Regions from separate parts of the Homo sapiens genome. Here region 2 is linked to region 1. The links are chromatin loops, found by intact Hi-C in ENCODE. Cell type or tissue: HCT116. All regions are shown on one strand. Each heading gives the region's core, and the rest is flanking DNA. Links, peaks and the distances in the headings are about the cores only. Region 1 has its middle 140 kb from the start of SLCO4C1. Region 2 has its middle 350 kb from the start of SLCO4C1.

Region 1 (5,387 bases), core at 234-5,233:
TTCTAAAGTGAGCATTCACAAATGTAAGCACAGTGAGGTTCCACAAAGGATGGTTTTGATACATACCTCTTAAGAGTAGACAATAAATACAAGGAGTAGAAATAATTTAATGAGTTGGAGATACATGTCTATTATTTACAAAAAATTACAAATCCAGAGTCAATGGGAGAACAAGTAAGACAACATAACATTTTTAAGATTAAAAGAAATATGGGGATTCAAGGTAAATGGAAAATGGCACTTTAAACCTAATAAACCATTTAACTTGTTTCCCACCGTTTGATGATAGTGTGTCCGGAATTGGTGGGTTCTTGGTCTCACTGACTTCAAGAATGAAGCCATGGACCCTCGCGGCGAGTGTTACAGTTCTTAAAGGCAGCGTGTCCGGAGTTTGTTCCTTCTGATGTTTGGATGTGTTTGGAGTTTCTTCCTTCTGGTGGGTTTGGTCTCACTGGCTCAGGAGTGAAGCTGCAGACCTTCGCGGTGAGTGTTAACAGCTCTTAAGGTGGCGTGTCTGGAGTTGCTCGTTCCTCCCGGTGGGTTTGTGATCTTGCTGGCTTCAGGAGTGAAGCTGCAGACCTTCACGGTGAGTGTTACAGCTTATAAAGGCAGTGTGGACCCAGAGAGTGAGCAGCAGCAAGATTCATTGCAAAGAGGGAAAGAACAAAGCTTCCACAGTGTGGAAGAGAACCCCAGGGGGTTGCCACGGCTGGCTGAGGCAGCCTGCTTTTATTCTCTTATCTGGCCCCACCCACATCCTGCTGATTGGTCCATTTTACAGAGAGTCGATTGGTCCATTTTGACAGGGTGCTGATTGGTGCATTTACAATCCCTGAGCTAGACACAAAAGTTTTCCACTTCCCCACTAGATTAGCTAGATACAGAGTGTCGAATTGGTGTATTTACAAACTCTGAGCTAGACACAGAGTGCTGATTGGTGCATTTACAAACCTTGAGCTAGATACAGAGTGCCGATTGGTGCATTCACAATCCCTTAGCTAGACATAAAGATTCTCCAAGTCCCCACCAGATTAGCTGGACACAGAGTGCTGACTGGTGCATTTACAAACCTTGAGCTAGACAGAGTGCCCATTGGTGCATTCACAATCCCTTAGCTAGACATAAAGATCCTCCAAGTCCCCACCAGATTAGCTAGATACAGAGTGCCGATTGGTGCATCCACAAACCCCCTGAGGTAGACACAGGGTGTTGATTGGTGTGTTTACAAACCTTGAGCTAGATACAGAGTGCTGATTGGTGTATTCACAATCCCTTAGCTAGACACGCAGATTCTCCAAGTCCCCACTAGACTCAGGAGCCCAGCTGGCCTCACCCAGTGGATCTCCCACAGGGGCCTTAGGTGGAGCTGCCCGCCAGTCCCGCGCCTTGCGCCGGCACTCCTCAGCCCTTGGGCGGTGGATGGGACCGGGCGCCGTGGAGCAGGGGGCGGTGCTTCCGGGAGAGGCTCAGGCCGCGCAGGAGCCCACGGCGGGCTGCCGGGAGACTCAGGCATGGCGGGCTGCAGGTCCCCAGCCCTGCCTCGCGGGGAGGCAGCTAAGGCCCGGCGAGAAATAGAGCACAGCGCCGGTGGGCCGGCACTGCTGGGGGACCCGGCGCACCCTCCGCAGCTGCTGGCCCGGGTGCTAAGCCCCTCACTGCCCGGGGCCGCAGGGCCGGCAGGCGCTCCCAGTGCGGGGCCCGCCAAGCCCACGCCCACCCGGAACTCTAGCTGGCCCGCAAGCGCCCTGCGAAGCCCCGGTTCCCGCCCGTGCCTTTCCCTCCACACTTCCCCACAAGCCCAGGGAGCCGGCTGCGGCCTCGGCCAGCCCAGAGAAGGGCTACCACGGTGCAGCGGCGGGCTGAAGGGCTCCTCAAGCGCGGCCAGAATGGGCGCTGAGGCCAAGGAGGCACCAAGAGCCAGCGAGGTCTGTGAGGGCTGCCAGCATGCTGTCACCTCTCAATAGCTGGGGTAAGTTGAAGAGTGGCAATAATTATTTTTTACTTTGAGATTATTACTCAGTAAAAATCTTCCATGATGAATAGGGTTTTGGAAATAAATATAATGCGTGCGTAATGGTTAAGCTGTGTTTTTTGAGAGTTCACTTCCAGAGATGCTCTACCACATAAGCTGGAGGTCTTTGAGCCTTTTTATCCTGTGGTTGCTCATTCTCTTCACAGTGGCAGCTTCTTGGGAACTGCTACTTGCTTTCTATCACTTGCACTCTTTCCTTAGAGTGCATAGGGAGACAGTTATGGGTCTTAAATTGCAAAGTAGTCTCAAACTGAGACACTAAGATGCAATGTTCCAGATTTTGTAATTTTTCTTTAAATGCCCTGGGCTGCCTTTTTTCCCCCCTTTCCTCCTTCCAGGCTTCCTGAGTAACTACCTAACCCCTGTTCTACCTCTCCAGTCAACTTAGCAGGAGCTTCTTCCTTTGTCACCCAGCTATATCATCTACTTTTTGAAAATTGTCCTGCCCTGGAATATTATTGAAAAACAACCCACTTCTACTTTTCAAAATGTATACTTTTCTTATTAGATCTCAATATGCAAGTTTACAAATTTTGATTAATTAATGATTCCACAAGCAAATGTAATTAGATGTTTATATGTAGCCATACTAGAACATGCCATTTATGTTTCAGATGAAGGTTTTTTGAAAATAATAACTCAAAGTAAAATAGGGTTGGGAATTTAAGGCAGCAGAGTGGGCATGGGAATTATATTTGTCTTGAGGCAGGTCTTAGTGGAGCTCTCAGAATCAGCCAAGCAGGGGGAATTTGCACTAGAGGGACCTCTGCTTTAAAGTGGACCTGTAACTGCCTGAATCAGGTGTCTGGAAATCTGTTATGTCATTGGAAGAATTCATTCTGTAAATGTCAGAGTTAAAGAAAATAGTAGAGGCCGCTGAACAAATTTTGACCTCATAGGTCCATCTCTGGAGTACAGTGTAATGCTTTGTATCAAGACCTTTTCAGATTTCAACTTAATTTTCACTTATTTTATACTTACTAGATGCTTTTTCCTGTAAAGCAATTACACTCCCTATATAATACGTAAGTTCTTCAATCCTGTATCAGGTCCCTGTGAGAGTAACAGAGCATTATTATCCTCACAGAACTCAGGCAGTTGCGATAGCATCATGCAGAGGGGCAAGGCCTCAGGGCCCCACAGTAATGATCAGTTTCCTCTTTTACCCATTGCAGCCACAAGATGGCAATGTGACAATTTAAATACAATCTAGAATTCTGTTTCATATAGTTGGGAGGCTTTTAAAGACTGTGGAAAACTTAAAGCAAATAGTTTACCTGAACTGGGAATGATATTCCACAATGTATTAATGTTTGTGTGTAGTTCAGGAGATGAGTGACCTCTATAGTCAGAGTGATTCAGGCTGGGACAAAATATGATTCTACAGCCACACCTCTTGCCTTCTTGGTTTCTCGTCTAAAGTGCTCCTGTATAATGCTTGATGCAAAAGTCCGTGGATTCTGCTTTTACACAGTAATGAGAAGGTTTCAGATGATATTGACTGGCGTTAGAGGACAATGGCAGTCACTGTGGTCTTATTTTTCTTCCTGGGAGATGCAGTCAGACTGAGTAAATTCCCAGCAAGGAGTTAGCTTTTGTAGGGCAATAAATCTTATCCCTTTACAACCAAGTCATTTAACAACTCCTCCAAAGTTCATTGTTTTTCTCAGTGAGTGAATGTATGATGAGCTTTACTTTATGAAAAATGTATCATTTAGGTACTTGAATCTGTGTTGTAGAATACAGAATTGTTCATTATAGAGAAATGTTTAACTTATCTGAGGACCACACAGTGTGAAATATGCATGTATGTGTTTACTTTTTAGTAAATTTAGGGTATATTTCCTTTCTTATAACCTAGAATTTCAAAAAAATATAAAAACTAACTGCTTAATAGAAAGTTTGTGAAGATCAAGACAATAATTCATGTAAAACAGTGTAGTCCTTGGCACATAGATATCGAACATCAAATGTTAATTATTATAATATTATTATTTCTGTTGTTATGTTTGTAGTTGATGTAACATTTATGCTTTTCTATGGGAAACAGCTTGACTCTGTCACAAAGTCACAGATAAAATTTCTTACCCAATTATCTGCTTTGGAAACGTAAAGACAGTAATATGGACAGCTAATTCATGTTGATTAAAAATGGTAAGGTATATGTCTTATACAAATAATCTTGCTTAATTTTCACAATACTATGAGGCGTGTAAATATATATACGCATACGCTATATACATATTTATACTGCAATATCAATAATATGTACATTATATCTCTATATGTGAAAACAATAAGAATTTTTGTTTCCTTTGTTTAATTTCTATCTCTTTATTGATCTATTTGATGGGACGTTGTCATCATACATTTCTTTACTTTTTTAAGCATGGTTTTCTGTTTTTATGAGCATATTTACAATGGCTGCTTTGAAATCTTTGTTAAATATGACATCTAGGTCAGTTCATGGGCAGTTTCTCTTGCCTGTTGTCTTTCCTGTGAGTGGGTCACACCTTCCTGTTTCTTTGCATATCTCATAATTTTTTGTTGAAACTGGGTGTTTCAGGCAATCTATGTAGCAACAATGAATACTGATCTACCCATCTTCAGGTTTTTGTCGTTGTTGTTGTTATTATTTGTTTAATGATTTAAATGGAAGTCTAAGTGAAGAATATTCCCCCCCAGTCTACAGTCTCTGTTGTAATAACACTCAGAGGGCAGCATTGGGCATGTGCAGTCACCTTGGGATGATGGCAGTTTTGGCAAGATTCTATTGGACCCTATCTTTCCCCTAGCTCTCTCTAAATAAAGGTGTCTGCCTTGGTTGGTATCATATCCTGCTGTTGGCCTCTGCTAATTGACAGTTCACTGCTGTTTGTTTTTGACAATGCCTTGGACACAAATTGCTCCATGATCATTTGGTTTCCTTTATAGGGTTGGTTTTTGAGGACTGATATGAGTTTTTGAGATGTGTTATAAACCCAGGAGATCTCTTCTTAGGTGTCTCTTTACCTGATTCTCTCTAATAAATGTGCATCCTATAGCTCAGCCTGTTCTCTTAGAGCTACCAGCCTCCTCTTAATTGCTTTCTACCCAAATCTTCATTGTTTTGAAATCACGCTTATGTGTAAGCTTTATCATGCTCTGTTTCAAATAAAGTTAGTTCCTTTAGGGAGAGCCTTGCACTGCCTCCACACTTTAGCAAAATCTCTGAGCCACTTCTCCAGGGTTGGGGACAGAAGTGACAGCCCTGTTTTATGAGCCTAGTACTGGGCAGGGATGGTAGCCTCTAGTTTTTTTGCTTTTCTTCCCATATAGAACCTCCACTCTAGAGTGAGCTGGTGTAAAAGCATTT
Region 2 (5,387 bases), core at 74-5,073, 210 kb after region 1:
GTTGATAGGAATGTAAACTATTTCAGCCTCTGTGTGAAGCCATTTGGAGATGCTATAAAGCAGTGGTCCCTAACCTTTTTGGCACAATTTTTCCATGAACAGGGCAGAGTTGCGGAGATAGTTTTGGGATGAAACTGTTCCACCTCAGATCATCAGGCATTAGTTAGACTGTCATAAAGAACATAACCTAGATACTTTGCATGTGTAGCTCACAGTAGAGTTCACAGTCCTATGAGAATCTAAGGCTGCCCCTGATCTGACAGGAGGCGGAGCTCAGGGGTAATGCTTGCTGGTTACTCACCTCCTGCTCTGTGGCAGGGTCCCTAACAGGCCACAAATCTGTACTGGTCTATGGCCCAGGGGTTGGGGACCCCTGCTATAAAAGAATACCTGAGACTAGGCAATTTGTAAAGAAAAGAGTTTTATTTTGGCTCATGGTTCTGTAGACTGTAAAGGAAGCTTGGTGCTGGCATCTGCCTCAGGGAGCTTACAATCATAGCATAAGGGGAAGGGGAAATGAGTCAGCATGTTACATGGCAAAGGAGGAAGCAAGATTGATGGGGAAGTGTTACACTCTTTTAAACAACCAGATCTCCTTTGAACTCAGCAAGAACTCACTCATTACCTCCAGGAGGGCTCCAAGCTGTTCCTGAGGGATCCAACCTCATTACCCAAATATCTCTCAGTAGGCCCCACCTCCAAAATTGAGGATCACGTTTCAACATGAGATTTGGAGAGGATACATATCCAAACTATATCAGAAGATTTCTCGAAGAGCTAAAAATAGAATTATCATTTGACTGAACAACCCTATTACTGATTACATACCCCAAAGGAAATAAATTTTCCATAAAAAAGATACCTTTACTTATATGTTTATCTCAGTACTATTCATAATAGTAAAGACATGGAATTAACCCAAGTGTACATCAATGGTCAACTGGATAAAGAAAATGTGGTTATGTGTTTAAGATAAGTAACTAGATGCAACTGGGAAGCGCCACTCTCACAGAGAGAAACCAGGATTTTGGCCATACCAACATAATTTGTACAGACCTTTGGGGAGAAAATGCCAAATGTGGATGGTGAAGACACAGTCACTGATGCTGATGAGAGAGGAGACTAGGAACCCTATGTGGTTATCTAAATGCTACGTCTGGTTCACTGCTCCAAAAGATGCCTGGGTATGGATGAGTGAAGGGACTGGGGGACTGTTCACTCTTGCTGCAAACCTTTGGAATCCTAGCTGCAGTGACCCCACAGCCCATGAATGTGTGAGCCGGCAGGGGATTCTCCCTGGAGATTAGATGGAGATGGAGCTGCAGCAAGCACAAAGCTGGGGACCTTTGAGTGGATCAGCTCTGGCAAAGCTCAGCTGTAAGCACCCATCCCCTAGGGCTGCCCATCTACCTTTGAGAGGCTGTGGCCCCAGCTTATGGCTATGGGGAAAGCCAGGCCAGTTTCTCCCTGGGACTGGGACTTATCTTTCCTGCAGGCCCACCTATCCGCCAGCCTCTCCTAGGGCCACTGCCTGGCTACTCCATACAAGTGTGTATATAATGCAGCCTCTGCTTCCCAGCTCAGTTGCTTTGCTCCACCTACATACTTTCCAGCAACGTAGATGTCCTTTAGATGTCAGGCTGCACCCAAAACCCAACTCCAAGCGACCGGAGGAGGGAGCTGTGAGAGGGTCCTAGTACCTTAGAGCTATGGCCTGTGGCTCAGAAGTACTGAGCTGCGAGCTGTGCTCTGCATTTGAAAGGGGCAGGAGTCACACTCTCAGAAAACTGGAAGAGCTGGGTTGCACAGTTTGATGGGCTGATGTGGGACCTGGCTGTGCCTCCTTCCACTCGGTTGGGGTGTGGCCTGATTCTCTAAGGGACTTCTCCCCAAGGGAGCCCTGTGGCCTGAAAGACCTAACAGCAACAGGAAAGAAAATCATGAGAAGATTGCTGGTGATCAGGGGTAGCTCCCCGGGGGCCTTTGAGCAGATCTGGTGAGGGTGTCACCTCTATCCCCATCGCACTGCAGAACACAACTGCAAATGTGAAGATATACAAAGGAACTGTGTGGCTAGGAACTGCCTATGGCTCTCAAGTGCCATCTATTGGATCGCAGCCCAAACTACATCAAAAATTCTCTCTCATTGGAAACAGCAAGAACGCTACAACAAAGAATCTGTACAAAGCATTAGTCTTCTGAAATTCCAAAAATGAAGGCAATAGGCAATTCTCAGTTTACACCACAACTAAGGAAATACCAGCCCTGCCAGGTGGGAAAGGATCAGTGAAATAACTCTGGCAATTCAAAAAGCCAGAGTGTTCCCTTACCTCCAAATGAGCCCACTAGCTCCCCAGTGATGGTTCTTAACTTGTCTGAATTGTCTGAAATAACAGACATGGAACTCTGAATCTGGATGGCAAGGAAGCTCATTGAAATCAAGAAGAAACTTGAAACAATCTAACATAGTGAAACAATACAGTAAAACTATTCAAGAGCTGAAAGATGAAACTCCCATTTTAAGAAAAATCCAAACTGAGCTTCTTGAGCTGAAAAATTCAGTATGATAATTTCATAATACATTTGAAAGTATTAACTGCAGCATAGCCAAGCTGAGGAAAGAGTCTTCAGGCTAATGCTTCAAATCAACTAAATCAGACAAAAATAGAGACAGAAGAATTAAGAAAAATGAGCAAAACCTCTGAGAAATACAGGATCATGTAAAGAGACAAACCTGTGACTCAGTGGCATTCCTGAGAGAGAAGAAGGGAGAATAAGCAACTTGAGCATTATATTTGAGGATATATTCCACAGCAATTTCCTTAATCTTGCTAGAGAGGTTGACATGAAAATCTAAGAAATACAGAGAACTCCAGCCAGATACTATACAAGGCAACCATCCCCAAGACACATAGTCATCAGATTCACTAAGGCCAGTGAAAAAGAAAATATCTTAAAAGTAGCTAGAGAGGAAGGTTCAGGTAACCTAAAGAAGGAACCCCATCAGGCTAGCAGAAGACCTCTCAGCAGAAACTTTTATCAGCCAGAAGACATTGAGGGCCTATTTTCGGTGTCCTTTAAGAAAAGAAAACCCAACCAAGAATTTAATATTCTGCCTTACTAAGTTTCATAAGTGAGGGAGAAATAAAATCCTTTTCAGACAGGCAAATATTGCGGGAATATGTTTCAACTAGACCAGTCTTACAAGAAGTTTTTAAGGGACTGTTAAATATGGATTCTAAAGAAGGACACTTGCTATCACAAAAGCACATCTAAGCATACGGCCCACAGGCACTATAAAATGCAACTACGCATCAAGTCTACATAACAACCAGCTAGCAACACTATGACAGGATAAAAATCACACATATCAATGCTAACCTTGAGTATAAATAGTCTAAATGTCTAACTTAAAAGACACAGTGTCAGACTGGATACAAAGACAAGACGCAAACATCTGTTGTCTCTAAGAGACCCACCTCGCATATAATGATATCCAAGGGCTAAATAAAAGAGTGGACTAATATGTAGCATGCAAATGGAAAACCAAAAAGAGCAGGAGTCTATTCCTGTATCAGATAAAACAAACTTTAAACCAATCAAAATTAAGAAGGACAATGAAGGGCATTACATAACGATAAAGGGTACAATCCAACAAGAAGCCTTAACTATTCTAAATATATACACCCCCAACATTGGAGCACCCAGATTCATAAAATGGGTTCCTGGCCAACAAAAAGACTTAGACAATCACAGAATAATAGTGGGAGACATTAACACCCCACTGACAGTGTTAGACAGATCTCGGAGGCAAAAAACTCACAAAGAAACTCTGGACTTCAACTTGACACTTGACCAACTGTACCTAATGACACCTACAGAATACTTTACCCTACAACTACAGAATATACATTCCTCTCATCTGCACATGGAACATATTCTAAGATCAACCACATGCTTGGTGGTGAAGCAAGCCTTGATAAATCCAAAAAAATTAAAATCATACCAAACCAAACACACTCTTGGACCACAGTGCAATAAAAAATAGAAATCAATACCAAGAGTATCTCTCAAAATGATACAAATACATGGAAATTAAACAACTTACTCCTGAATAACTCCTGGGTAAACATAATTAAGGCAAACATTTTTTAAAACTTGAAATTAATGTAAATAGGTACACAACTTACCAAAATCTCTGGGATGCAGCAAAAGCAGTGTTACAAGGAAAGTTTATAGCTCGTAACTCCTTCATCAAGAAATTAGAAAGTCTCAAGTTAACAATCTATTGTTACACCTAAAGGAACTGGAATAAAAAATAACAAACCAAACCCAAAACTAGCAGAAGAAAATAGATAACTAAAATTAGAGAATAACTTGTTGAAATTGAAATGCAAATTCCATACAAAAGATCAATGAAATGCAGATGGTTTTTTTGAAAAAAATAAATAAGACTGATGGGCCCCTAGCTAAACTAACCAAAATAAAACAGAAAGAGAAGATCGAAATAAGGACAATCAGAAATGACAAAGGTGATATTACAACATACAAAAGATATCAGAGACTACTATGAACAACTGTATGCACACAAATTAGAAAATCTAGAGGAAATGGACAAATTCCTGGAAGTACACTATCTTCCAAGATTAAATGAGGTACAGATTGAAACCCTGAATAGACCAATATCAACTTCTGAAATTGAAACAGTAATAAGGAGCACCCCCTCAAAAAAAAAAGCCCCGACCAGATAAATTCACAGCCAAATTCTACCAGACACACAAAGAAATGCCAATATACCAACAATATTAAAACTATTCCAAAAAATTGAGGAGGAGGGGCTCCTCCCTAACACATTCTATGAAGCCACCATCAGCCTGATATCAAAATCTGACAAAGACACAACGAAAAAAGGAAACTTCAGACCAATATCCCTCACAAACATACACATAAAGGTCCTCAACAAAATACTAGCAAATTGAATCCAGCAGCACATAAAAAAACTTAATACATGTCTTTTTTGGGAACATGAATGGAGCTAGAGGCTATTATCCTTAGCAAACTAACGTAGAGACAGAAAATCAAATACAACATGTTCTCATTTATAAGTGAGAGCTAAATGATGAAAAGAAAAGATAATTATTGGGTACTGGGCCTAATACGTGGGTGATGAAATAATCTGCACAACAAATCCCTGTGACACGAGTTCACCTATGATGTTAAAAACCTTCACATGTACTTCTGAACCTAAAATAAAAGTTTTTTTTTTAAAGTTAATATACACTATGACCAAGTAGGTTTTATTTCTGAGATATAAAGCTGGTTCAATGTACACAAACCAATAAATGTGATTTACCACGTATACAAAATCAAAAGCAAAAACCATATGA

Evidence for each region. Hi-C counts contacts between places; a loop is a spot of excess contacts. Peaks named below come from ENCODE experiments on the same cell type or tissue, not always from the same donor. Only the 100,000 strongest peaks of a DNase experiment are listed, where the experiment ranks them.
Region 2: a loop joins it to region 1, with 12 times the contacts of the local background. A loop is called at or near these places in 15 of 110 quality-filtered maps.

Annotation. Positions count from the first base shown.
Region 1 is chr5:102,151,332-102,156,718 of GRCh38, reverse strand. No RefSeq gene overlaps it. Among named protein-coding and RNA genes, the nearest start is that of SLCO4C1, 140 kb to the left of the region's middle. In HCT116, for the core only: a CTCF peak has its summit at 3,213 (motif pointing right); a DNase peak (open chromatin) is centred at 3,228.
Region 2 is chr5:101,939,127-101,944,513 of GRCh38, reverse strand. No RefSeq gene overlaps it. Among named protein-coding and RNA genes, the nearest start is that of SLCO4C1, 350 kb to the left of the region's middle. In HCT116, for the core only: a CTCF peak has its summit at 2,109 (motif pointing left); a DNase peak (open chromatin) is centred at 2,093.